3 separate regions of the Homo sapiens genome follow, and all the other regions are linked to region 3. A link is a loop called in an ENCODE intact Hi-C map of the cell type or tissue named here. Cell type or tissue: PC-3. All regions are shown on one strand. Each heading gives the region's core, and the rest is flanking DNA. Links, peaks and the distances in the headings are about the cores only.

Region 1 (8,462 bases), core at 2,252-7,251, 230 kb after region 3:
GAGACCAGCCTGGCCAGCATGGCAAAACCCCGTCTCTCCTAAAAATACAAAAATTAGAAGGGCATGGTGGCATGCGCCTGTAATCCCAGCTACTCAGGAGGCTGAGACACAAGCATTGCTTGAACCTGGGAGACAGAGGTTGCAGTGAGCCAAGATCACGCCACTGCACTCCATCCTGGGTGACAGAGCAAGACTCTGTCTCAAAAAAAAAAAAAAAAGAAGAAGAAAAAGAAGAAAGACCTCAAGTGAGTAACCTAAACTTCCACTGTATTAAACTAGAAAAAGAGTTAACTAAACCCAAAGCAAGAAGAATAAAGGAAATGATAAAGATTAGACCAGAAATAAATGAAATAGAGAGTAGAAAAACAGTAAGAATATCAATAAAGCTAAAGTTGGTTCTTTTAAAAGTCAACAAAATTGACAAACTTCTAGCTAGAAAAGACTCAAATTACTAAAATCAGGAAATAAAGGGAATATTACACCAACCTTATACAAATGAAAAAAAAGAAAAGTTAATACTATGAAAAACTGTTTGTAAACAAATTAGATAGCACAGATGAAATGGACGCATTCCTAGAAATACACAAACCACTGATCCTGACTCAAGAAGAAATGTACAATCTTAATGGACTTATAAAAGGAAAAAAGATTAAACTGATAATTCTAAAAATTCTTGCAAAGCAAAGCTTAGGCCCAGATGGCTTCACTGCTGGATTCTACCAAACATTTAAAAAAGAATTAATATAAATTGTACACAAACTGTTTCAAAAAACAGAAGAGGAGAGAACATTTTCAAACTCATTATATAAGGCCAGTATTAATCTAATAGCAAAACCAAACAAAAAAAAAATAAGAACATAAAGCTACAGACCAATATCTTTTACGATCATGGATGCAAACATCCCTGACAAATTACTAGCAAGTTGAAACTGACAATATATTTAAAAGTTTATATATCACAACCAAGTGAGATTGATTTCAGGGGTGCAAGATTGGTGCTGGAACAACTGGATATCCACATGTAAAATCACAAGTTTGGACCTCTTTCTCATACTATACACAAACATTAACTCAAAATACATCATAGACCTAAACATAAGACTTAACACTATAAAACTCTTAGACCTTGGATTTGGCAATGGAGTCTTAGCTACAACATTAAAAGCAAAAGCAGTCATGGAAAAAAATAGGTAAATTGGACTTCATAAAAATTAAAAACAGTTGTTCTTCAAAGGAAACTATCAACAAAGTAAAAGGACCATTCACAGATACGTAAATTTGTTAAGTGACTTGTATCTACAATGAAGAACTTCTATAACCAAACAATAAAAAGACAAATAACCCAATTTTAAATAATGAGCAAAGTATTTGAATAGACATTTCTCCAAAGAAGATATATAAATGTCTAATAAACTCATGAAAAGATGCTCAGTATCAATGGTCATTAGGGAAATGCAAATTAAAACTACAATGAGATACCACTTCGCACCCACAATAATGGTTGTAATAAAAAAGTCAGGCAACACAAGTGTGGGAAAGGATGTAGAGAAACTGGAACACTCATTCATTGCTGATGGGACTGTAAAATGGTACAGCCAATTTGGAAAACAGTTATATAGCTTCTCAAAATGTTAAACACAGAGTTACCACCTAACTCAGTAATTCCACTCTTAGGTATATACCCAAGAGAAAAGAAAACATGTTTCCACACAAAAATTTGCACACGCATGTTCCCAGCAGGATTATTCATAATGGCCAAAACGTTGAAATAACTCAAATGTCCATCAGCTGATGGGCAAACAAAACATGGTATAGTCATTCTGTGGAATATTATTCAGCTATAAAAAAAGAATAGAGTATTGATACATGGTATAGCATGGGTGGATATTGAAAAAATTATGATAAGTAAAAGAAGCCAGTCACAAAAGATCACATATTGCAGGAGTCCCTAACCCCTGGGCCACAGACCAGTACCAGTTTGTGGCCTGTTAGGAACCGGGCCGCACAGCAGGAGGTGAGTGGCGGGCAAGCAAGCAAAGCTTCATCTGTATTTACAGCTGCTCCCCATCACTTACATAACCACCTGAGCTCCACTTCCTGTCAGATCAGCAGTGGCATTAGATTTTCATAGGAGCATGAACCCTACTGTGAACTGTGCATGCAAACAAGGCTGCACACTCTTTATGAGAATGTAATGCCTGACGATCTGTCATGGCCTTCCATCACCCTCAGATGGAACCGTTTAGTTGCAGGAAAACAAGCTAGGGCCCACTGATTCACATTATAGTGAGTTGTATAATTATTTCATTATATATTACAATGTAATAATAGTAGAAATAAAGTGCACAATAAATGTAATGCACTTGAATCATCCTGAAACCATACCTCCCTCATGGTCCATGGAAAAATTGTCTTTCATGAAGCTGGTCCCTGGTGCCAAAAACATTGGGGACCACTGACATATTGTATGATTCCATTCATATGAAATGCCAGAATAGGCAAATCATTAGACAGAAAGTAGATTAGTTTTTGTCAGAGGCTGAGGAGGAAAGCACAATGGTGAGGGACTGCTAATGGATATGGGGTTTCTTTTTCAGGTGATGAAAATGTTATCAAATAAGATAGTGGTAATGGTTTTCTATGTCTACAAATATGCTATGACAAGTGAAATATTGAACTGTACACTTTAAAGGGTAAATTTTATAGTATGCAAATTATATCTTAATAAAGATGCTATTAAAAAATCTATGCCGATATTCCCATATTCCTTATTTTAGTGAATGCCAAAATGTTTCATCCATTTATATAAGCCAGTAACCTTCTTCGACAGATTTTGTTCCTACTCCCTTTTTAGTCTACCACCAATTCCTACCAATCTCTTCTCCTACATATGGCTGTTCAGGCCTTTGTTTTTCTACCACCATCCAAGCCCAATTCACCATTATTTCTTGCCTGAAATATCCAATAGTCAATTAACTAGTCATCCTGCATCTGCTCCTACCTGTTCCCCTATTCATTCTTCACCTAACAGCCAGAGTAATCCTTTCAAAATGAAAAAAGAATTAATAAGCATTTTTATTAAAGCAAAACTTACATAAATAAAAGTGTACACATTCTTAGCATCTAGTTTTGTGAATTACCACAAAGTGAATATGCCCATGAAAACGCCATCCAGATTAGGAAATAAAACATTACCAACATCCCAGGAGCTCCCCCACTTTACGTTCCTTTTCATTTAGTACTACCTCTCCTCTCAATATCCTTTCTACCATTATATATTGGTTTCAACCTAGTTCTGAAGTGTATGCAAAGGGAGTCATAGAAAAAGTACGCTTTTGTATCTGGATTTTTCCATTTGATAGTATGTATGGGAGATTCATCCAGTTACTGTGTGTAGGAGATGATCCTTAATTTTTGTTGTTGTATTTCACTTTTTTATTTAATATAATTTATCCATTCTGTAGTTGATAGACTGCTCAACCCACTTCTGGGTTGAGGCTGTTATGAACATACTTGTACAAGTATTTTGGGATTCATAAGTATGCATCTCTGTTGAGTATATACATTGGAGTGGAATTGCTGGGTCATAGGGTATGTGCATGTTTGGTGTTAGTAGATACTTCCATGTAGTTTTCCAATGTGGTTGTACAAATTTACACTTCCACCAGCAGAGTATGAGAGTTCCAGTTGCTTCATATTCTCACCAGCACTTAGTATTGTCAGTCTTTTAAAATTTGGCCATTCTTACTGTCATCTTGCCATTTCCTCAATGAAAAATAAGGTTAATACCATTTTAGATAATTAATGGCCATTTGATTATACTCTTTTGTGGGATTCCTATTCAAATATTTTGCTCATTTTTCCATTGCGGTATCTGAATTTTCCTTATAATATTCTAGATCTGAGTTTTGTGGCTTGCCCATTCACTCTCTTATTGGTGTTCTTTAAGAATATAAATTCTTAAAATAGCCCAATTTATTGATCAATATGGTCCAATTTATTGATCTTCTCCTTTATGGTTGGCACTTTTTGTGTCCTATTTAGAAATCTTTTCCAAGGTAATGAAGCTCTTCTCCTCCACTATCTTCCAGAAGTTTTATTGTTTTCTCTTTTACATTGAGGTCCACAATTTATCTGGAATTAATTTTTGGTTATGGTATAAAGTAGAGGTTAAGATACATCTTTCTTTCCACGTGATTTTCCAATTGACCCAACACCATTTATTGATAAGAATATCTTTTGCCTACCAAAATGAAAATGTAATTATGCTGGATTGGAGAGGAGAATAAAACTCTGGGCTTGGGATTCAAAATTATTTCTTATGGTATATTTTAACCTGAAACCAAGGTGTTATGGCTAAACTCCAGCAGAAAGCCTCTGTTACCTAGAACTGTTAATGAGCCCTCCCATCTGGAAGGAGAACAGAGAAGTAATCTTGAAATTGTAATTATTACCACACTCAATGCCATGAACTACCTGAATAGTTATGAACGAACTTCTGTTGATGGTTATACCCCTAAATCTCCCCAAAACTGAAGACAATTATGTCTACCCCTAGACAAATGAGTATTTGCTGTGCAAATGACCCTCTGAGGAGAAAGGTACTGACAATCCTTTGGGTACAAAGTGCTCTGATCTCCTTGGGTTGTAGAGATGTAAGCCAATTGTTTTGTCTTTTTCTCATTTCAGTATTGCAAAGACAAAGAGAATCAACTTTTAATTTATGTATCACTTTGGATTTTTCCCACTGCCAATCAGATTTCTGGGCGAGAGCTCCTCATGAATTTTCTGACAGCTACATGGATCACATGGGTGAGTTGTTCCTGATGTCTGATCCCTGATCCTTATGGATGCCTGGAAGTCTGAAACAACACATAGCTGGCCTATTACTCATTCTCCCTACACTACTGAGCTCCAGTGTTGCCCCTTCCCTAGGCTTAACCTCTCCCCCTATATTTGCTGACAGTCTCTTTGAAAAATTCTCATAACATATAGATACTGTCTAAGCTTTTGAACAAGTCTACTCCCCTTGACGTCAACTGTTCTGTTGATTTCCCCCAGCCTAATCCCTTACCACTCCCTTCTTTGCTATTCATGCTTGGTATAGTTTCTAGCACTCATCATGCTGATTCATGCCTCTTTACTTTTAGTTGTAATGTTTTCCCTGCCTAGACTACCTTCATTTCCCCACCTTCATTTCCACGCTAGAGGTGAAATTTAGAAACCTTCAAAAATCTATTAGTCACCAGGAAGCTTTCCTATGACTCAGGTAGGCTAAATGCCCATACCTACGTCTGTAACCACATATACCACATGATATCAGAGAGTGTGTTTATGTGTCCATTTCTCTTATGTTGGTTCTACATCTTATCTTTAGTCTCCCAACATCGAACACAACGCCTGGCACATTATAGTTGTTTAATAAATTCATGTTGAATGCACCTGAACAGCAGTAGTACAAGGAAAAGATTAACTTGCTCAGAAACTCTTGCATTTGGAGCTGAGGACCAAGTGGGTTGAAGTATTAAACATACTGCTGAGGTTGCTTGCCTTGGTTGGGGTCAGCCTAGACAACCACTCAGTCTAGAGTCACAGAGGAGACTTAAAGCTCAAAAGTTTGCAATTTGTACACAGACTCTCAGCTTATAGAATCAAAACTCCTTTTGCTACACATTTATTTCTAAAATTAAATAAATAAGTTTAAAAAGGCAACTGAACGTCCCCCATCTCATAGTTTCTTAAGCCAGCAGCAGACTGTATGACACATCCTTCAAATAACTGCGGTGTTCTGAGTAAGTGTTTTAAAATACACAGCCCAGCCAACAAAAGCACTCAGGGATCTTGTTGTTTATTTTTGAGCATTAAAAAAAAGTTAAAAATGCAGTGGTTGCTGAGTGTAGACTCATACCACACTAGCTCATTAGCCCTTTTAAAATATCCTGCATTGGAAAAATCTTTAATGCTAGAGCCCATTAAAATTTTGAAAATTCTAACATAGTTTTTAAAACATTATCCCAAATAATTTAGTAGGTGCTTACATTTTAAAAATCTGTAAATAATAAAAAAAATTAGTATAATGATAGCTTAGCTCAATTATTATTCTTACTGTAGTTGGTAACTTATAATACTTAAGTAATTATCTAATATACCAGCTAGAATCCAGAAAGATGCAAAGACTTTTTACTGTATTTTTTCTCCATTTGCACCCCAATTATGTATATTTCATGTCCCTCTTTGCTCTGTTGTGTTCCAGGGGGCCCTGTGGACTGCATTACCCAAGGCTCCTTTTCCATTTGACTTCTGGTTGTGCTATGCTTATAGAGATATTCATGGGGGATTAAAGAGTGGTGGAAGAGAGGTTGGGGTATTTCTTTACCTGCTTTCTCTATACATCAGTGCCACATTTCTGGCATGGCTGTGTTCCTGTATGACTACAGCTCCTCTGCCTTCCTCCACAGCTCCAGGTTTTCTCCTATTGGGAGTGATGATGGTTTTCCACTGAGACCAGTCTCTGAGTGCCTCAACATCCTTTGTTGGTTTTCTTAATCAAGCCCACACCCCTGTAATTAGTCCTTTCATTAATGTATTGTATTTGATTAATCTTGTTGAATCCTGCTACTTGCCAGGATTCCAACTGACACAAACTAAATTTAATGTATTTGTAGAGAACACTTCATATCACAATTGAGGTAAAGTCCTCCTATCCCCCATGGCGAGCACTGAATTAAAAGAGAAAACAGCAGAACTCATTAACAGAGATTCATAATTCACCAAGGAATTACCAATGAAGCTTAAGAATAGGAAATACCATTTTGAAGGCATCTTAAGATCCCCACTGCACTATGAATCTAAAGGAGAAAAAGTGTCAAAGTTTTAAATCAAGGGATGCACTCACAGGAAGAAAATCCCCACATTAACAACGCAAAAGGCAAATAAATGATACCCAGTCTTTACATAAAGCACAGAGACTTGATACTATCACTTGGTTGGACTGCAATAACTATTTGTCTCTTCTCTCCCCATTATTGATGCAACAAAATTTTTGAAGCACTTCCTTTGAAGAGCCACAAATTTGCTATAAGACTAAGCATTGTAACTATCCCTATCCCATTAGGGCCTAAGGTGAGAGGATGTAAGAATGGATCAGGAGAGGTGACCTCAGGAGAGCTGAAACAAGACCAGAAACTAAAGATAGAAAAATGTTCAGATTACTGATAGATTCCAAGTAAATCTAAAGCTAGGTAGAAATGTGCCAGGAAGAATGATCAGAGATTAAAATAGGTCCAGACTGGAGAAAGGATCTGAATAATGGGTACCAGCATCCAGGCAAGAGATCCAGAAGGCAACTTTAAGAATACAATGGATACCAAACCTTACCTCATTCCATCAGGTTTTATATATTTCCATTACAAGGATAAAAGCAAAACCCAATGAGGCTGATCCAATGACCCTGGCTATAGTATAATCAAAAATGCAAGAAAAAAGCAGTTCCTGATGAGAAGACTGGAAGAAATCATTTGGACCCTAAAATACCATTGTAGATTGGCTCATTAAATAAAAGATAAAGTTGTATTTTCAGGTTTCCTGAGTTTATTTTTCCACCCAGTGCTACACTTAATCAGGGTTTAGAGGTTTAGGGGTGGACACAAACTCAACTTGTTTTCTAAGATCATAATTTCTTTTAAAAGATATATGTAAACTTCCTTGGAATTACAGAAAAAAAGTTTTTATTTATTTATTTATTTATTTTAAGTATTTAACACTTCTGCTTCCAGCCAAAATGTAGTAAAAGGTCTGGCTTAATTTCTCACCTAAAATAAGCAAATAGTGGACAAAATGTATGAATCTATTATTTTCAATACAATGAGCATCAGGGAATGAAAGATTGCATATTAATTAGGGTTCTCCAAATAAACAGCACCAACAGGGATATATAAAAAAATGAGAATTGGCTTACATGATTGTGGAGGTCAAGAAGTTCCATAATAGGCTGTCTATGAGCTGAAGAAACAAGAAAGAGTTGGAGGTGAAACTCAGTCTAAGTCCAAAGGCCTGAGGACTGGCATTGTGGCCAGTGGGGGAGAGTGGGAGGGTGGGGATGGTGTAAGTCACAGATGGAGTCTGAAGGCTTGAGAACACAGAGCACTGATGTCTGAGAACAGGAGAAGACAGATGTTCCAGCTCAAACAAGGCAGATCAAATTTGCCCTTCCTCTACCTTTTGTTCTACCCATACCCTCAAGGGATTGGACAATGCTTGCCTACATTAGTGAGTGTGATCTTCTTTACTCAGTCTACTGATTTGAATGCTAATTTCTTCCAGAAACACCTTCAGAGACACACCCAGAAATAATGTTTTACCAACTATCTGGGCATTCCTTAGCCCAGTCAAGTTGACACATAAAATTAACCATAACAGACAGTGATCCCTAAAAGAAGGAAAACAATCAAGGTGAGTCCCTT
Region 2 (8,462 bases), core at 1,972-6,971, 90 kb after region 3:
AGACAGAAAATCAAACACTGCATGTTCTCACTCATAGGTGGGAACTGAACAATGAGAACACTTGGACACAGGGCGGGGAACATCATATATCGGGGCCTGTTGTGGGGAGGGGGGCTGGGGGAGGGATAGCATTAGGAGAAATACCTAATGTAAGTGATGAGTTGATGGGTGCAGCAAACCAACATGGCACATGTATACCTATGTATCAAACCTGCACGTTGTGCACTTGTAGCCTATAACTTAAAGTATAATTAAAAAAAACCCAACATCACTGATCATCAGAGAAATGCAAATCAAAACCACAATGAGATACCATCTCACACCAGTCAGAAAGGCTATTTTTAAAGTCAAAAAATAACGGATGCTGGTGAGGTTGTGGAGAAAAAGGAACACTTATAGGCTGTTGGTGGAAGTGTAAATTAGTTCAGCCATTGTGGAAGATGGTGGCGATTCCTCTAAGACCTAAAGACAGAAATACCATTCCAGCCAGCAATCCCATTACTGGATATATATCCAAAAGAATATAAATCGTTCTATTATAAAGACACACGCATGTGTACGTTCATTGCAGCACTATTCACAATAGCAAAGACACGGGATCAATCTAAATGCCCGTTAATGATAGACTGGATAAAGAAAATGTGGTAGATATACACCATGGAATACTACATAGCCATAAAAGAGAATGAGATCATGTTCTTTGCAGGCACTTGGATGGAGCTGGAGGCCATTATCCTTAGCAAACTAATGCAGGACAGAAAACCAAATACTGCATGTTCTCACTTATAAGTGAGAGCTAAATGATGAGAACACATGGACACAAAGAAGGGAACAACGCACACTGGGGCTTTTCAGAGGGTGGAGAGTGGGAGGAGGGAGAGGATCAGGAAAAACAACTAATGGGTACTAGACTTAATACCTGGGTGATGAAATAATCAGTACAACAAACCCCCATGACACAAGTTTACCTATGTAACAAACCTGCAGTTGTAGCTCTGAAATTAAAAAGAAAAATAAAAAGAAAAAAAGAAAGGTCTCCTTGAATCTAGTCTCTCCACCTTTAATTTATTCACCACAATTCATAAAGACCAATCACTAAATGAGAATCTGGGCATGTAGTTTCTCCCCAGATAACCTTCACTGGCTACTCATTGTTCTGCATATAAGGCTATACAAATGAAAGTGACATGGTTTTCAAGGCCTTGATGATCTGACACTTTAGTTACCCTTCCAGCCACTTTCCCCTCACTTCTTGTAGTCTAGCCACACTAACCTTATTTCTGTGCCTTGAATGTGCCATAATATCTCTGCCACAGAGCCTTTGCACAGCCTGTTTGCTTTGTCTGATAGGTTGTTTCTTTCTTCCACATACTTCAGAGCTCAGGCCAAATTTTACTTCCTAAGGGAAACCAGGTAGAAATGCTTTTCACATCAGAATACAAGCCAGAAGAGGGCTACAGAGCAGGGAAGGGGGCATTTGTAGGCTCTTTGTTGTCTTCTTCTCTACGTATCTTTTATAAGTTGGCAGTGCCATAGCTCTACTTTCCAAAACCCTCTGTGTCTCCTCATATCCATATCTGAGAAACATAAGTCTGCAGTTCTGCATCATTGCCAAGCTCTGGTTGACAACCGACTTGAGTTTGAGATATAAAGAAAAACAATGAATTCCTTCATTGTTCCTATTGATCCTGAGATCAAGGAGTTTTTATTCTTTTTTTTTTTTTTTTTTGAGACGGAGTCTTGCTGTGTCACCCAGGCTGGAGTGCAGTGGGGCCATCTCGGCTCACTGCAAGCTCCGCCTCCCAGGTTCACACCATTCTTCTGCCTCAGCCTCCCGAGTAGCTGGGACTATAGGCGCCCGCCACCATGCCTGGCTAAGTTTTTTTGTATTTTTTTTAGTACAAACGGGGTTTCACCGTGTTAGCCAGGATGGTCTCGATCTCCTGACCTCATGATCCGCCCGCCTCGGCCTCCCAAAGTGCTGGGATTACAGGCGTGAGCCACCGCTCCCGGCCGAGTTTTTATTCTTACAGGCTCTGGGAGTGAAAACCAAGAAGTTTCCTTTTTCAGCCCTTGTGGACACAGAACTCCAATAGTTCAAAGTTTTATGGACACAGAACTCCAACAGTTCAACATTGGTTCTAAATTTAGAATGCTGAAGTTAGAGTGCTTTGTTAGTCTGACAAATACAATATTCTCCTGAGTCTAACATTTAGAGCTTACATATTTTTTCCCATTCACAAAGTGCTATAGGCAATGACTGCTATTTGGCTTGGGAATTTTAGTAGTGACTTTTTAAAAACTCTCAAGTCATTCTGACTTTGACCCTCTCCAGCCAAAGGCATGACCAATGCATTTTAGTTCACCAGAACTTACCATTTTCCCCATGCTGTTCTGTGTTAGATTTCATCTGGATTCTCTCCAGAGTTTAGTGTTTAAACTGCCATTTATGGGAACACATTTTGCTAATTGTGCTCTTATTTGGATAAGTCACATGAGCCACATTGCTAAGTTGTGACTACAACCTCAGCTGCTGCTGAACTGCCCAAGGCAGGAAAATAAATTGCACCAATCTGCTCCAGAAATGAGAGAATGGGGGAAAATCCTTAGATTTGATTAGATGTTAGCTTTCAACCATTTATGTGGGGTTTTTTCCTTCTTAATGAAAACATCCTGTTAGTAAAAATTTAACCATCTCAAGAGCTTTGACAGGGGATGAAAAAAGTGAAAGTTTTAGTGTCCTCCTAATGTAGGCTCCTAGAATATCCATCCATCATTCTACGCATGCCAGTAACACCCACATTTGTTGCTTGATTTACTGATTCAGTGGTTCCTTAAGCATTCTATCTATATCTATCTATCTATCTATCTATCTATCTATCTATCTCTATTATATCTCTTTGCTATATCCCTCTCCATTCTTTTTCTTTTGAAGTAATTGGTAGGTCAATATATACATCTGTGAGTACCTATAATATGAATTCATTGTGAGAAAGATGAAATGCAGTGGTTGCAAGAAATAAAACTTTTGGGGGGACAATTGATGAATGAGACTCATTCACAACACATGGACTTTATTAAAATAATGGTGCATGTGTCATCCTCTGATGGAAGAGCTGGACTGGGATGAACTGTGAGCTTGCTTGTTTGCAGATGCTGAAGCACATAGGCCAGATTCCTCATTTCTCACAAGCCCACATAGGTATGCCTGCAGCATGGCATCTACAAAACATGCTGCCCTAAGCACAAAAGTGGATTATCTGCTTCTTTTGGTTGATGGCAGTTATTTCAGGGAGGGACTATCAACAAGTTTCTACTTGCTACAATCTAGGGCTTGAATCCATAGGCCATACTCACTTGGCCTGAAAAGACATAACCAGACTGGAAGAAAGAACCTTGCCTTAATTCAAATGTTAAAATCTCAAGAGTCTGGCATAAGGGAGGAGGAAATAATGGACAGAGTATTCTCAAAACTGGCTTTCTGCTTGCTAAGTAAGCATACACACGTAAAGGTAATGTAAATATATTTTCTCTAAAGGTGAACTACTGTTACCGATGCCAGGGTGGAAAACAAGACTGAAGTTGTTGAAGAAAATAAAGAACTATAGGTAATAATAGTACCACTAAAACTAGAGATGATGCCAAGCTGCAGGTTATAAGTATGACTTCACATGAAGCTGGAAAGCATGTATCATTACTTCGCATTCAAGTTCTGAGCAGTTTTTAGAAAATGGAAATGACATCCTTTACAGATTTAAATTTCAACATTGCTTTTGTTTTTCATGCTGATTCACCCAGAACTTGCCAAAGAAAGTCCCAGTAAAAATGTTCATGAAGGTTTTAGTAAAGTAAAAGACAAAAAAGATTTGTTTCTGAGGCTTTCCTGAGTGATTTCTCTAAATTCTTCTTGAATCATCATTCTTCGGAAAATGAGTTTGTACTCCTGCAGGCTCTGAAGGTCAGGATAGACCAGCTATGACTTTTCTAGGAAGTGAGTAATAGTAAGACCACGGGACTAATTTCTGGAGGCCTGGAGGTACTTTTCATTTCAGAAGCTGTAGGTGTGGTTTTCCCCTCCAAATGGCTTTAGGGAGTTCCAGAGGCGTGTGTACACTTGAAATGGGAATAGCCAACCTAAAGTAAACTTGCCCTGGAGGTTCTGCCAACCTCTGTCAGCTCTTACCCTGGGTTTCCCCACCCATAGTGACTGGTCCTTTATATTCCTTCTCACTCCTTTCTTCTCTATCACCCATTCCTCCAACCATTCCTCCCCACCAACTCCAAATCTTCATACCCATGCAAAAACCTGAGAATTCTTTGAATATGTATCACTTAGAATTCCTTCTTCCCGGAAAATATGGAAGGACACTGCTGCCAAATGCTGTTTGTAAGACTCACACGCAAGCTATAGCCATGGAAAATTCGTAAGAATCATTGTTGGGAGGGGAACACGTTCATAATTCTTTAAAAATTCATATTCTTTTTGGAGAAAAATTTAGGGTTTTAGTGTTAAAATGCAGCTAAGTGGCTTCATTTTCTTCATTCATTCACTCAATAAAAATTTACTGTGCACCTACTATATGCCAGATGTGGTGTTAGAAGATACTGTGATAGAAGACACAGTCACTGCCCACAAAGATTTTAAGAGTTGGTGAAGAAGAGAAGAAAAATAATAATTACAATATAGTGCTATAAAGACTATGAGAGATGTTGTAGTCAGTATGCCATGGGCAGTTAAGAATTGTTAAAGTCCTCAATGATGAGTAGGACTTAATGAGGAAACTGTGTGTGTGTGTGTGTGTGTGTGTGTGTGTGTGTGTGTACTGGACTTGGGGAAATTGCTGGTGTTGTCCAGCTTCAGACGGGCTAAAGTTACCACCAAAACCCACTTTCTAAAGCTTATTACACACTAATAAGGCAGAAGAGAAAGTGGACCAAGCTTTCTTCAGTATTCTCTTTCCTCTCCATGGTGTTCCCAATTTCTCCTCCCCTTTTCCCCATATTTTTGCTTCCAACTTTCAGGAAATAATTAATAGACTTAATTCTTCATGGTTAAGTTTCATTGCTTGTTTCCCACAAGAGCTTATGCATTTCAGTAAATGTCAGTGCCTTCATTCAAAAATCTGAATCTGTAATGGAATGTGTTTGGAACTTACGGAGGAGATGGAAGACTCACGGCAAACACCTATTCTACTCATCCTACCCATTTCTGTAAGAAATGATCCTGGCATTTATGACACTAAGGAATAAAGCAGAAATCTACACCATCAACTATAGCTCAAATTCCATTAAGGTGAATTTCAAGAGCTGCCCATATTCTTTAGCTCTACTGGAATGTGGTTTTACTTACTGGCAGGTGAACTGAGCAAACTCAACACCAGTTTGGAAATAGTTAATGTAATACAACAGATGATCTTTAAAGTCCCCAATTCTAAACTGCTGTGAATTCTATGCATTAGATTCCTATCAAGTTCTGCCTGTGGCCAGGGGAAATGGTTAACAAAGTGGCAGAAGCTTAGCTTTACTTGCTGGCTTTCAACTATTCTTTTTTGTTAAAGTAATGCATTACATGTTATAAAATCCATTATATAATGAATATATAAAATATGAAGTAAGTCTCCCTGCCAACCCTGGATTCTCTTTCCAGAGTCAACACTGTTACTATTTTCTTATAGATCTTCCCAGATATTTTCTCTTCACATATAAAATCTTTGTCTTTTTAAGATAATACATTTTTCATAATGTTACTGCTAGAAACAGACACAATAAGCACTATATTTTATATTTTGATGTATTTAACTTATCTCTAGTATCTCTTGTTAAAAATTTGTTTTAAAAATGTTTTTCTCAAAATATACATATAAGCAACACAATATTATTGGGTTATTTAAATAAATGAGAATTTTTGAAATATTTGATTTTTATTGGTACTTAAGCTCTTTTTAAAACAGTTACATTAGTCAAAGATACATTTACACTAAATTAAAAGTGAACAAATTAATGACAAGAATGTATTTGTAACCTGTCCTCAGACGGGCACACATATCAGGTGGTTTGTATTTCATGCTGTTTCATTCATGGAGTTCATATTATTTTATACAATACATAGTTTCAAAAAATCCTTCAGTATGGTTGATGTACCTCCTTGAAGCTGTGACTATTTGAGATACTAGTAAGTTCCTGACACAATGCTTTCTGGAAGAACCACCTCCAGCTCTATTCTGTGTCTTGCAAATGACAAATTGGATAATAGTGGGAAGACATTACAGCATAGTTAATAGCAATGGTCAAATAAGAAGATATGTGAGATTTTAGCTTTGTTGATTTTTGAAGAGAAGAATCCCGGGGAAGTGACTATTTAACTTCCTGAAATGTCTCTTAACAAACTATTTTTAGCCTTGCAGAAAACCTAGACTCCAAGCTCTTCATTGTTGCTAAATGCTAAGCTCTGTAAGTCAGCCAGACCTCCTGCTGTCTAAATTGATCATGTTAACCAGATAGTTGCTAGGTTTCCACTTCAACCTGAAATAATTCTTCCAGAGACCAGATGGAACATGTTGAGACGAAAAATCCAACTCTTCCATAAAGTTATTATATCAGTAGTGGATTATGTCCCTGAAAACTGTGTAAAACAGCTTGTTCTGATGAATAGTGCTTCACCTTTGTTGCACATGGAACATTCTCCAGCACAGATCCATATGCTAGGCTGTAAAACAAGCCTTCATAAATTTAAAAGTATTAAAGTCATACAAAGTATGTTATCTGACCAAAATGGAGTGAAATTAGAATAGCAGAAAATGTGGAGATACTCACAAATGAAATTAGAAAATACTTTGAGATGAAGAAAAGTGAATACATAATATACAAAATTTTGTAGGATGCAGTTAAAGCAGTAATTAGAGATAAATTTGTAGCTTTAAACACCTATATTGAAAAGAAGATCTCAAATCAATAACCTAATTTTCTACCTCTAGAAACTAGAAAAAGAGAAATTAAATCCAAAGAAAGCAGATGAAAGAATAAAGATTACAGTAGAAACTAACAAAATAGAGAATAAAAAACCAATGGAGGAAATCAACAAAAGCAAAAGTTGGGTCTTAGAAAAGATTAACAAAATGGACAGACCTTTAGCTAGACTGACCAAGACAAAAAGAGAGAAGACTCAAATTACTAAACAGGATGAAAGAGGTGATATTACTGTCAACTTTATAGAAATAAAAAGGATTATAAGGAAATACTATGAGCAACTGTATGCCAACAAATCAGATAGCATGGATGAAATGGAAGAATTCCTAGAAAGACCCAAACTATCAACACTGATTCAAGAATAAACAGAAAATCTGAATAGATGTTTAAGAGATTGAATTAGTAATCTAAAAACTTCCCACAAAGAAAAGGTCATTCCCAGATAGCTTTACTAATTTATTCCACCAAACATGTAAAGACAATTTAATACTATTTTTTCACAGTCTTCCAAAATATAGAAGAGGAGGGCCACTGGCTAACTTATTCCATGAGGCCAGTATCACTCTGATACCAAAATGAGACAAAACATCATAATAAAAGAAAACTACAGGCCACTATTCCTTACAAATTACATTAATCTGTTCTCACGCTGCTATGAAGGACTACATTAGAGTGGGTCATTTATGAAGAAAAGAGGTTTAGTTGACTCACAGTTCCACAAGATTTACAAGCAGCATGACTGAGGAGGACTTAGGACTAACTTACAATCATGGCAGAAGATGAAGAGGAAGCAAGGACATCTTCACTTGACCAGCAGGAGAGAGGGTGAGTGAAAGGGGAGGTGCTATACACCTTCAAACAACCAGACCTCATGAGAACTCTATCATGAGACAGCACTAGGGGATGGTGCTAAACCATTAGAATCCACCCTCATGATTCAATCACCTCCCACCAGCTCCTACCTCCAACACTCAGGATCACAATTCAACATGAAATATGGGTGGGGACATAGAACCAAACCATATCATAAATATAGATTCTCAACAAAATTCTCACAACATATAAAAAGGATTATATCATGACCAAGTGGGACTTATCTCAGGAATTCAAGGTTAATTTAACATCAATCAACGTATTACCACATATTGACAGAATAATGGACAAAAACCAAATGATCATGTCAATAGATGCAGAAAAAGCATCTGATAAAATCCTACAACCCTTCATGATAAAAAAGAACCTCTCAACAAACTAGGAATATAAGGAAACTTCATCATTCTGATAATGGGCATCTACAAAACACTGACCACTAACATCATACTTAATAATGACAACTTCTCCCCAATATCAGAAACAAAAGGAAGATGCCCACACTAACTACTTTTATCCAATATTGTGCTGGAGTTTATAGCCAGGATAACTAAACAAGAAAAAGAAATAAAAGGCATCTAGATTAGAATGGTAGAAGTAAAACAACTTCTATTTTTAGATGATCT
Region 3 (8,462 bases), core at 1,741-6,740:
ACTCATGCAGGCCAATTTCTGAGTATCCCAGTGCAGGAGATAAAAGTCTGCCGTAATATTCTCTCAGTAGGCAAAGGGTTTTAAGGTATTCTCATCAGCTGTCATGAATTCTAGAATTTTACACAGTGTAATGTTCTTCAGTCAAAATGAAAAAATCAGAGACAGGCATGTATTGTCTACAGACTTTCTAAGCAGTGACCACTGGAACAGAAAAGTAAGAAGAGCATCTGAAAGAGAGTCTCAGGAGTCAATGCTGAGCCCTTTTCAAAGAGTTGCTATTTTAAGTCCAGCTCTGATTTAAATATTCCTGGTACTGAATAAGCAGGGGAACTTGGGAAAGCCTGAGTCACCCTCACACCCTTAGCTGGCTTCATAAAGCAAGACACATTCTGACTTGGCCATTTTATGAGCCTGTGAAAGTGAAATCTATTTGAGGAAGAAGTGATTTGGTGTGACCTTTAAGCAGTGGAAAAGAAAACACTTGCCACTTCCGGAGGGCTTCCTCAGAGGAAGCGCTGCCTCAGGCAGTAGAACCCCACTGGCATTTCCCAATCTCCTGAAATATCAGAAATATTGGCTACAACATTTGCGTTCATAAGGACTACATGTTTGAGAATTATTGGTGGACAACTTTGTTAATGTCAATCTGTCCAAAGCTCTAATTAAGTTCTTCCCTTCCTCGACTAAGATGGTCCAAGGTGAGCAGACAGTGTTATATATTGTGAGGAAGCTCCCTTTCCCCAGGCTACAAGATGTAGGCAGAGAAAATGAAGAGCCCAGTTTTCCAGAATCCTAATTCAGGAAATCCCTCAGACATGGCATGGTTCCATTCCTGTATTCCAGTGTCAGACATTCAGTGGCATGGCCACTTAGTTTTCAGACTGAGACCAGATTTGGTGGTTTTTGTGTCTTTCATAGAAGTAGACAGCATGAAGAAACTTCTTGATTTAGTGCTACCTGGAATGAATGATTCTTAAATACAACACAGATTACAAAATGGTCAGGATTTGCCATCACATGCTTTAAAAGTTTCTTCTTTATATCACTGGAAGTTGTTGATGGCAATGAAAATATGCAATAGTAACTCTTCAGTTACTATTCTTCAGAAACTTCTAGACTTGCAAACACAACCCTGAGAGGAGAGACTGTTGTCATCCATCTGAGAATATTTGGAAGGTACCTGATAAGGTAGAAGCTGATCTTCAAAGAGTTTAGAAATTCTTGGCAAGTGGAGCCTGTCCTGGAAGTTGGGGCTTTCTGTCTTCTGGGAAATGAGTGCCTGAAAACAATGGTGGATGGGCAACTACAGGTTATGTCTACAGATGTCCAGTGCGAGGCTTCTGCAATGAATCCTTTGACTGAAATGCACAGAATGCTCAATGGAGTAAAAGCCTTGAGTCTTTTGTATCCAAAATTCACTGTGTGGAACAACGAATCACCTTAAGGATGTGGTATGAAGGGTTAGGGAGAAGAAGCTCACACTCAAAAGACCACCACCCTTGTTCCAAACCTCTACTGATCCCTGAACTTCTACTACCAGTCATTCTCTACTTTCCCACTTTTTGGAATTTATGGAAGAAAAAAAAGGTGTTGCCACCAGGCTGTGGATTAATTGATCATATTGACTCCCTAGTTAATTTCTGGGCCATTGGTTGGGAAAAGAGAATGCAAGGAGCCCAAAAAAACTACCTAATCTACAGTTTTGCTTACTTATTATACGGCCTGATGAAACATTACCTTAGAAGTGAGAATGCCTTACAATACACTAGTTTTTGGTGGCCATTTTATTGGATATTTACTATGTGCCAGGTTTTGTACTAAGCATTTCATAAGCACTATTCTTATAAAAGAACCTGAGAGATGGGTAGTATGACTATTTTACAGATAAGGAAACTAAGAGTCCCTGAGGTTAAATGATTTAACCAAGGTCACTGAGACCCAAACCTAGGTTTGTGTAACTCCACTGTCCGATTCTGCTTAGACTTTTGTTATATCTTTAACCAGCTGTCTTAGTCAACTTGAACTGCTATAACAGAATACCACAGACTGGGTGGCTTAAACAACAAACACTTACTTTCTCACACTTCTCAAGGCTGAAAGTCCAATATCAGGGTGCCAGCGTGGATGGGTTCTGGTTAGGGCTCTCTTCCTGGGTTGCAGAAGACTACCTTCTTATTGTATCTTCAGATGGTTAAGAGAGGGATCTCAATTTCATATCTCGTCTTATACGGGCACTAATCCCATTCACAAGGGCTCCACCCCCCCCCAATACCTAATTACCTCCCAAAGACCCCTCTTCCAAATACCATCCCACTGGGGAGTAGGGCTTCAATGTATGATTTTGGTGGGGCCACACTAAGTTCATAGCATCAGTCATAATAATATTTTTCTTCATACTTAAAAATGTGGCTCCCCCTCAAATAGCTTTTAGATGATTTTCCACTAGTGTTTATGGGTTTGCATGCATCCATCCTCACTGTTTGACTCAGTCTCCACTGGGGCCAGCTTTTGCCCACTCTCACTTGTATATACCTCTTGCTTCATCCAAACTAAAATATTCCATGTTCCCATACACGCCCCATGCTTTTCATTGTGTTTCCTTTTGCAAAAGTAGAAACATAGGGGTGGAGGGTAGAAAGAGCTGCATAGTGTTCATCTTTTGCTCAGTGTTGAGGCAGGAAGAAGCTGAAGACATTGTTTTAAGGAGGGCTGTATCAGACATGAGAAACATGACACAGCCTCATTTCCATGTGTATGACCATGGAGGGCAAAAGGCCATTCTCCACAGTTCTCTGTAGTATCAATAAGGCTTCAATCCCAGAGGTCAGAAGGGACCATGACACCATCATGGTCTCCATTGTAGCAGCTTTGCGGACACGGAGAAAAGCACCTAGGAAGGTACACTGTACTCACAGAGAAGGTGGTGGTCTGCAGAGTGGGCATGACTGAAGTGCTGTCCCTCTCAAAACATTGGATAAAGACCAGAATGGAAGAAAAAGAGAGTACAGTACGGAAACACAGATTAAACTCTCTGTAAGATCCTGGAAGTAACTAGAATGATTTGGGAGGGGGCCACTTTTGGTGCTGAGGCCCAACATTATCCAGAGTTGTCAAAGAAATCTGAGTTATCCCCATTCTGTGACCTCACCCTCATTCATACAACCAGCTGGTGGGGATTGGGCAAGATTGAGTTCATTTATTTGGGAAACATGTCTCATATACCTAATATGTGCCAGACACTGCAAAGCTCTGAAGATCCAAAGATAAGGCTCAGTCCCTGCCCTCTCAGGGCTTACATCATGGTAACAAGTCTACTTCTTATGTCCACGGAGGCTTTGCACTGTATATCTCTTAGACTTTTGTCCCAGGGTTGCCACCAGTGGCCACAGAGATTGTTTTCTACACAGAGATTTTGATGTGAATGGCAACCCCTATAGTTGTATATTGCATAGCCTGCACAACCTGCACAACTGCACATGGTGGCCCTGTTTGCCCAAATAATTTCCCCCTAAAATACCTTCCCCTGCAACTCTGCCTTCCAAATTTTTCCAGACGCATCTCTGATCTGAACTCCTCTTTCCATCCTGGCCTTACCACAACCCCCAAGGCATTCCTTTTTCCTCAGACCTCCTTTGATATTTTCTGCCTGTAGAGGTAAACTGAAAATTAAACAGGGCCTCCATGGACCCTTTCTTGTTTTGAGTTTTTTAACTATTAGTTTAGCCTTGTGTTTGTTTAGCTTTTTGCCAACCTGACTCTTATCTCCCTGCATGGTTTTTGGTAGTAAGGGTAAGAACTGTGTCCTATCCATCTTTGTGTCTCCCCAAAAGGCTTTGCACATAATTGAAATTCAATAGGACAAAAGAAGAAAGTGGTATTTAAAATGAGAGACCTTTCAAAGAGTGAAAGATGCCAGTTGAAATGGAGTGTTTGTGACAAAAATCTTCAGTCAATACGTTTTTCAAATTCTTTCAGTGTTGACTCTCAAATATTTATGCTAATGACAACCAGGAAAAGCACAGATATTGGAAATGTACCAAACCAAGACTAATTCTGGCCAACTCATTCTTTTCATCAAAACTTCTGTAAGAGTATCTAACAAGAAAAGGTTCAGGCACCACTGACCTCTCGCAACTCTCCCTCAAGGGAGTCAAGCTCAATTCATGCCTCAGGTTCAAACCATTCGTGGGAGGTCCAAAGCGTGGCGATCTGAGGGTACAAGAGAGAGGGAGGAAGATGGAGGGAGAAAGTGAAAAGGCAAAGGATCTGAAAATGAAAGAAAACATATATCAGTTGTTTACACAGAGCTTGGATTTAGAATCTTTAGATCAGCTAAGGTCATTTCCAATTAATTACTTACGTGATTTTATTCTTATAAAGAACGGCTACTTTTTCCACAAAAGGAAAGGAAGGAAGAAAAGAAAGAATGGAAAGAATGGAAAGAAAGAAAGAAAGAAAGAAAGAAAGAAAGAAAGAAAGAAAGAAAGAAAGAAAGGAGGGAGAGAGAGAGAGAAAAGAAAGAAAGAAAGAAAAAAGGAAAGAGAGAGAGGGAGAGAGGGAGGGAGAAAGGAGAGAGGAGGTGGAGAGATGGGGGAGAGAGACAGAGCGCAATCAAAAGGGTAGGGCAAAAGGGAGCTCTCCAAAAAGACCATTATTTGCCTTTTTGGTATTTTATTGAAGTTCAATATGGTTTAATTGACACAGGAGTCTGGAATGCTCTGAAACTGTGACTAAGGGGACAGCCTCTCTGGGTAATTTAAGCTTCCTTTCTCATTCATAACCTCAACCACAAGGTTGAACTGGCACCCTGTTCTTTTTGAATTTCATGAGTAAAAAATGCACTGAAAACCATTACTCTAGCCAGAATGAGTGCTGCTTCCTCCTGATCCACTTACTGACAAATAGTACATCCTAAACCAGGTAGCTGACTAAGTCCTTAGTCACAGAAACAGAAGTTCTTCATCCGATCAGCCTTTTCCTCTCCCCGTTGGCCAGGCTGCCCCATCTGCTCTGAGACACTGGAGCCCCTTGAGTAAATTAGAAACCCAACTTCAGGGCAGTGAGTTACAAGCAGAAAAACCCCAGCATCCTGTACACTCTGACAGTAGCACCACACAAGGACATTTAGGAAAGAAAATGCAAATAGCTTGACATAAACTAAGAATTAGCAGCCTCTGTGGTCTGATACTAGGGAGTCTGGGAAGGCCCTAATGTCACCCCCACCATCACCACCACAGGGCTGTGGCCTTCTGGAGTAAAGCTCTTATCCTTCCTCAAAGGTCAAGTGATTAAGGCCTCTACCACTTTATTACTCACATCTTCATGTGAATGCATAAACTGAAAGGCATGGACAGGGAGAGAGAGAGAGAGGAACAATGTGGGTTAGAGGGTACATTTCAAACCCCAAATCAGAAGTCTTGAAGTGCAGGGTACCTTTGGGAAAGTGATTTCATTTCTCTGGGCACCATCTTCACGCGAAAGTTGATCTAGCTAGATAATTTTTACATCTGTCTCTCTTCCTTCCTGTCTTCCATTCTCTTTCTTTTCCTTTCTTCTTGTCTACGAGTATTTATTGAGCCCCTACTATGTGCTACACTTTGTTCTAGGCATTGTGAATATCACTGTAAACAAAATAGGCTAAGTCTGCATCCCATGTAGCTTACATTCTCATAGGGGAAACATAATAAGCAAAGAAATACATAATGCAGATAATTCTCACTTTGCATTGTTTTGATATGCATGAATTTTGATTACCATGGTTTATTTAACACCAGGTTCCCAACAAAACAGTTCAAATTTTAGTCACCACAGCATATTAATTGTGAGTAACTGCTGCAAATTTCACTGCTAGCTCTCCAGGCCACAAATGGCTATGTAAGTGACAAATGTTCATCATAATCAGTGACCAATCGCATTACTTCTTTCAAAATCATTCAGTGATTGGTCACTGTGCATCTGTTACTCAGTTCACACAAGGAAAGCAAAGCCTGTAGCTGTGTTGCCTCTTTGTCTCCCAGTGGTAGAGAGATACTTTAGGCAAAATAATTGAACTTCTAAAGTACTACTACTGTTGGATAACACTCCAGGTCAACCTGATTCTCTTAAATGGAAATGTGAAAATTTGCTTTTTACACCCAACACAACCTCATTAATCCATCCAATGGACCACGCAGTTATTTCAAATTTGAAAGCCTATTAGATGTACTTTCAGACAGACTAGGAATGCTCTAACTAGAAATCATGCCATTTTTTTAGCTGAGTTTTGAAAGAAATATGACATAAGGGACGTACTTGAACACATTCAAGCATCATGGCAGGAAGTAACAACAAGTAGTATGCCCGCAGTATGGAAGGAACTTTTCCTATGCCATGCAAGTAACTTTATGGGCTTCTAATAAAAGGTAAATGGAGTTGTAGAAGAAATAGTTGACCATGGCAATGTGGACACACTGCTGCTCTTTGAGAGGCTCTTGATATGCAGCCAGAGAAACTTAGTGAGAGCAAACTTATGAACACAAATGAAAAAGTGATTGTGATGAAAGAGATGAATATATCCCAGAGGAAGGAACACTTGTGAAAAACTTCACATTAAAAGAGCTCTCAGAGATATTTCATGACATTGAAAATGCAAGGGACAAATATTGGAAGCTGATCCAATAAACTTAGAAAGGAGGATGGCTATTCACCAAGAAATATTAAAAAATGTTCTCTCTGCATTGTAGGTTTTATGAAGAGAAGAAAGAAGCAAGCACTGTTCAAACTACTCTTTTTGTAGTTTGTACAAATTTATGCTATACATGGAAAATTTTGTTATGTGTATATCATGTGTAATGATCAGTCAGGGTATTTAGGGTGTCCATCTCCTGGGTACAACAAATTTTTGTTTAACTATAGTCACCTTACTCTGCTAGCAAACACTGAATTTATTCCTTCTATCTAACTGTATATTTGTACACATTAACCAACTTTTCTTCATTCCCCCCTCCCCTCCAGTTCCAGTCTCTATTCTCTAACTTCCCACCCTCTACCTCCACGTGATCAGATTTTTTAGCTCCCACATATAAGTGAGAACATGTGATATTTGTCTTTGTGTGCCTTGCTTATTTCACTTAATATAATGACCTCCAGTTCCATCCATGTTGCTGCAAATGACGGGATTTCATTTTTTATGGCCAAATAATATTCCATTGTGTATGTATACCACATTTCCTTCATCCAGTTTACCACTGAAGGGCATTTAGTTGAATCTCATATTTTTGCTATTGTAAATACTGCTGCAATAAACATGTGAGTGCAGGTATTTCTTTGAAAGATTGATTTTTTTTTAGGGGGCTGGGTAGTTATTCCAAGGGTAGGATTGCTGGATAGAATAGTAGTTTTATTTTTAGCTTTTGAGAAATCTCCATACTGTAAAACTACTCTTGATAAGTTTTTAATTGTGGCAAAACATACATAACATACAATTTACCAGTTCAACCATTTGTAAATGTATCATTCAGTGGCATTCACAATGTAAAAATATATTCACATTGTTGTGCAGCCATCACTACCATCTATCTCCACAACTTTTTCGTCAACCCAAACAGAAACTCTGTGCCCATTAAACATTAATTCCCTCTTCCCCACTCCTCCCAGCCTCTGGTATTCTCTATTTTACTTTGTCTCTATGAATTTGACTGTGCTCATATGAATATAATCATATGAGTAGAATCATACAGTATTTGTCCTTTTGTATCTGGCTTATTTCACTTAGCATAATATCTTTAAGCTTCATCCATGTATTAGAATTTCATTTCTTTTTAAGGGTAAACAATATTCCATTGTATGTATATACCACATTTTTGTTTATCCATTTGGGTTGTTCCCACCTTTTGTCTATTGTAAATAATGCTGCTATGAAGGCCATGCACGGTGGCTCAGGCCTGTAATCTCAGCACTTTGGGAGGCCGAGGTGGGCAGATCACTTGAGTTCAGAAGTTCAAGACCAGCCTGGCCAATGTGTTGAAAGCCCGTCTCTACCAAAAATATTTTTTAAAAATTAGCTGGGTGTGGTGGTGTGCGCCTCTAGTCCCAGCTAGAAGGCTGAGGCAGGAGAATCGCTTGAATCCAGGAGATAGAGGTTGCAGTGAGCCAAGATCGTACCACTGCACTCCAGCCTGGGCAACAGTGTGAGACTCCGTCTCAAAACAAAAACAAAAACAAAAACAGATAATGCTGCTATGAATATTGGTGTGGAAATATCTGTTCAAGTCCCTGTTTTTAACTTTTTTGGGTAGACACCTAGAAGTAGAATTGTTAGATCATATGATAATTCTGCTTAAATTTTTGGGAAACTGCAACACTGTTTTCCACAGTGGCTCCACCATTTTACATCCCATGGGCAATGTGCAAGAGTTCCAATTTCTCCATATAGTCGCAAACATTTGCTATTCTTTTTTTTTTCTGTAGTAGCCATCCTAATG

The links. Peaks named below come from ENCODE experiments on the same cell type or tissue, not always from the same donor. Only the 100,000 strongest peaks of a DNase experiment are listed, where the experiment ranks them.
Region 1: it touches region 3 in a loop (16-fold over the local background); 3 of 110 quality-filtered maps call a loop at or near these places.
Region 2: a loop joins it to region 3, with 6 times the contacts of the local background. A loop is called at or near these places in 7 of 110 quality-filtered maps.

The regions. Positions count from the first base shown.
Region 1 is chrX:45,476,715-45,485,176 of GRCh38, reverse strand. No RefSeq gene overlaps it. Among named protein-coding and RNA genes, the nearest start is that of LINC01204, 24 kb to the left of the region's middle. RefSeq lists an enhancer at 3,912-5,111. In PC-3, for the core only: no CTCF peak of the experiment used is centred there; DNase peaks (open chromatin) are centred at 4,956 and 5,806; H3K27ac peaks cover 4,507 bases.
Region 2 is chrX:45,617,442-45,625,903 of GRCh38, reverse strand. No RefSeq gene overlaps it. Among named protein-coding and RNA genes, the nearest start is that of LINC01204, 120 kb to the right of the region's middle. In PC-3, for the core only: no CTCF peak of the experiment used is centred there; a DNase peak (open chromatin) is centred at 4,043; H3K27ac peaks cover 2,810 bases.
Region 3 is chrX:45,707,022-45,715,483 of GRCh38, reverse strand. No RefSeq gene overlaps it. Among named protein-coding and RNA genes, the nearest start is that of MIR221, 35 kb to the left of the region's middle. RefSeq lists an enhancer at 5,263-5,362. In PC-3, for the core only: no CTCF peak of the experiment used is centred there; DNase peaks (open chromatin) are centred at 3,233, 4,073, 4,843 and 5,283; H3K4me3 peaks cover 1,056 bases; H3K27ac peaks cover 5,000 bases.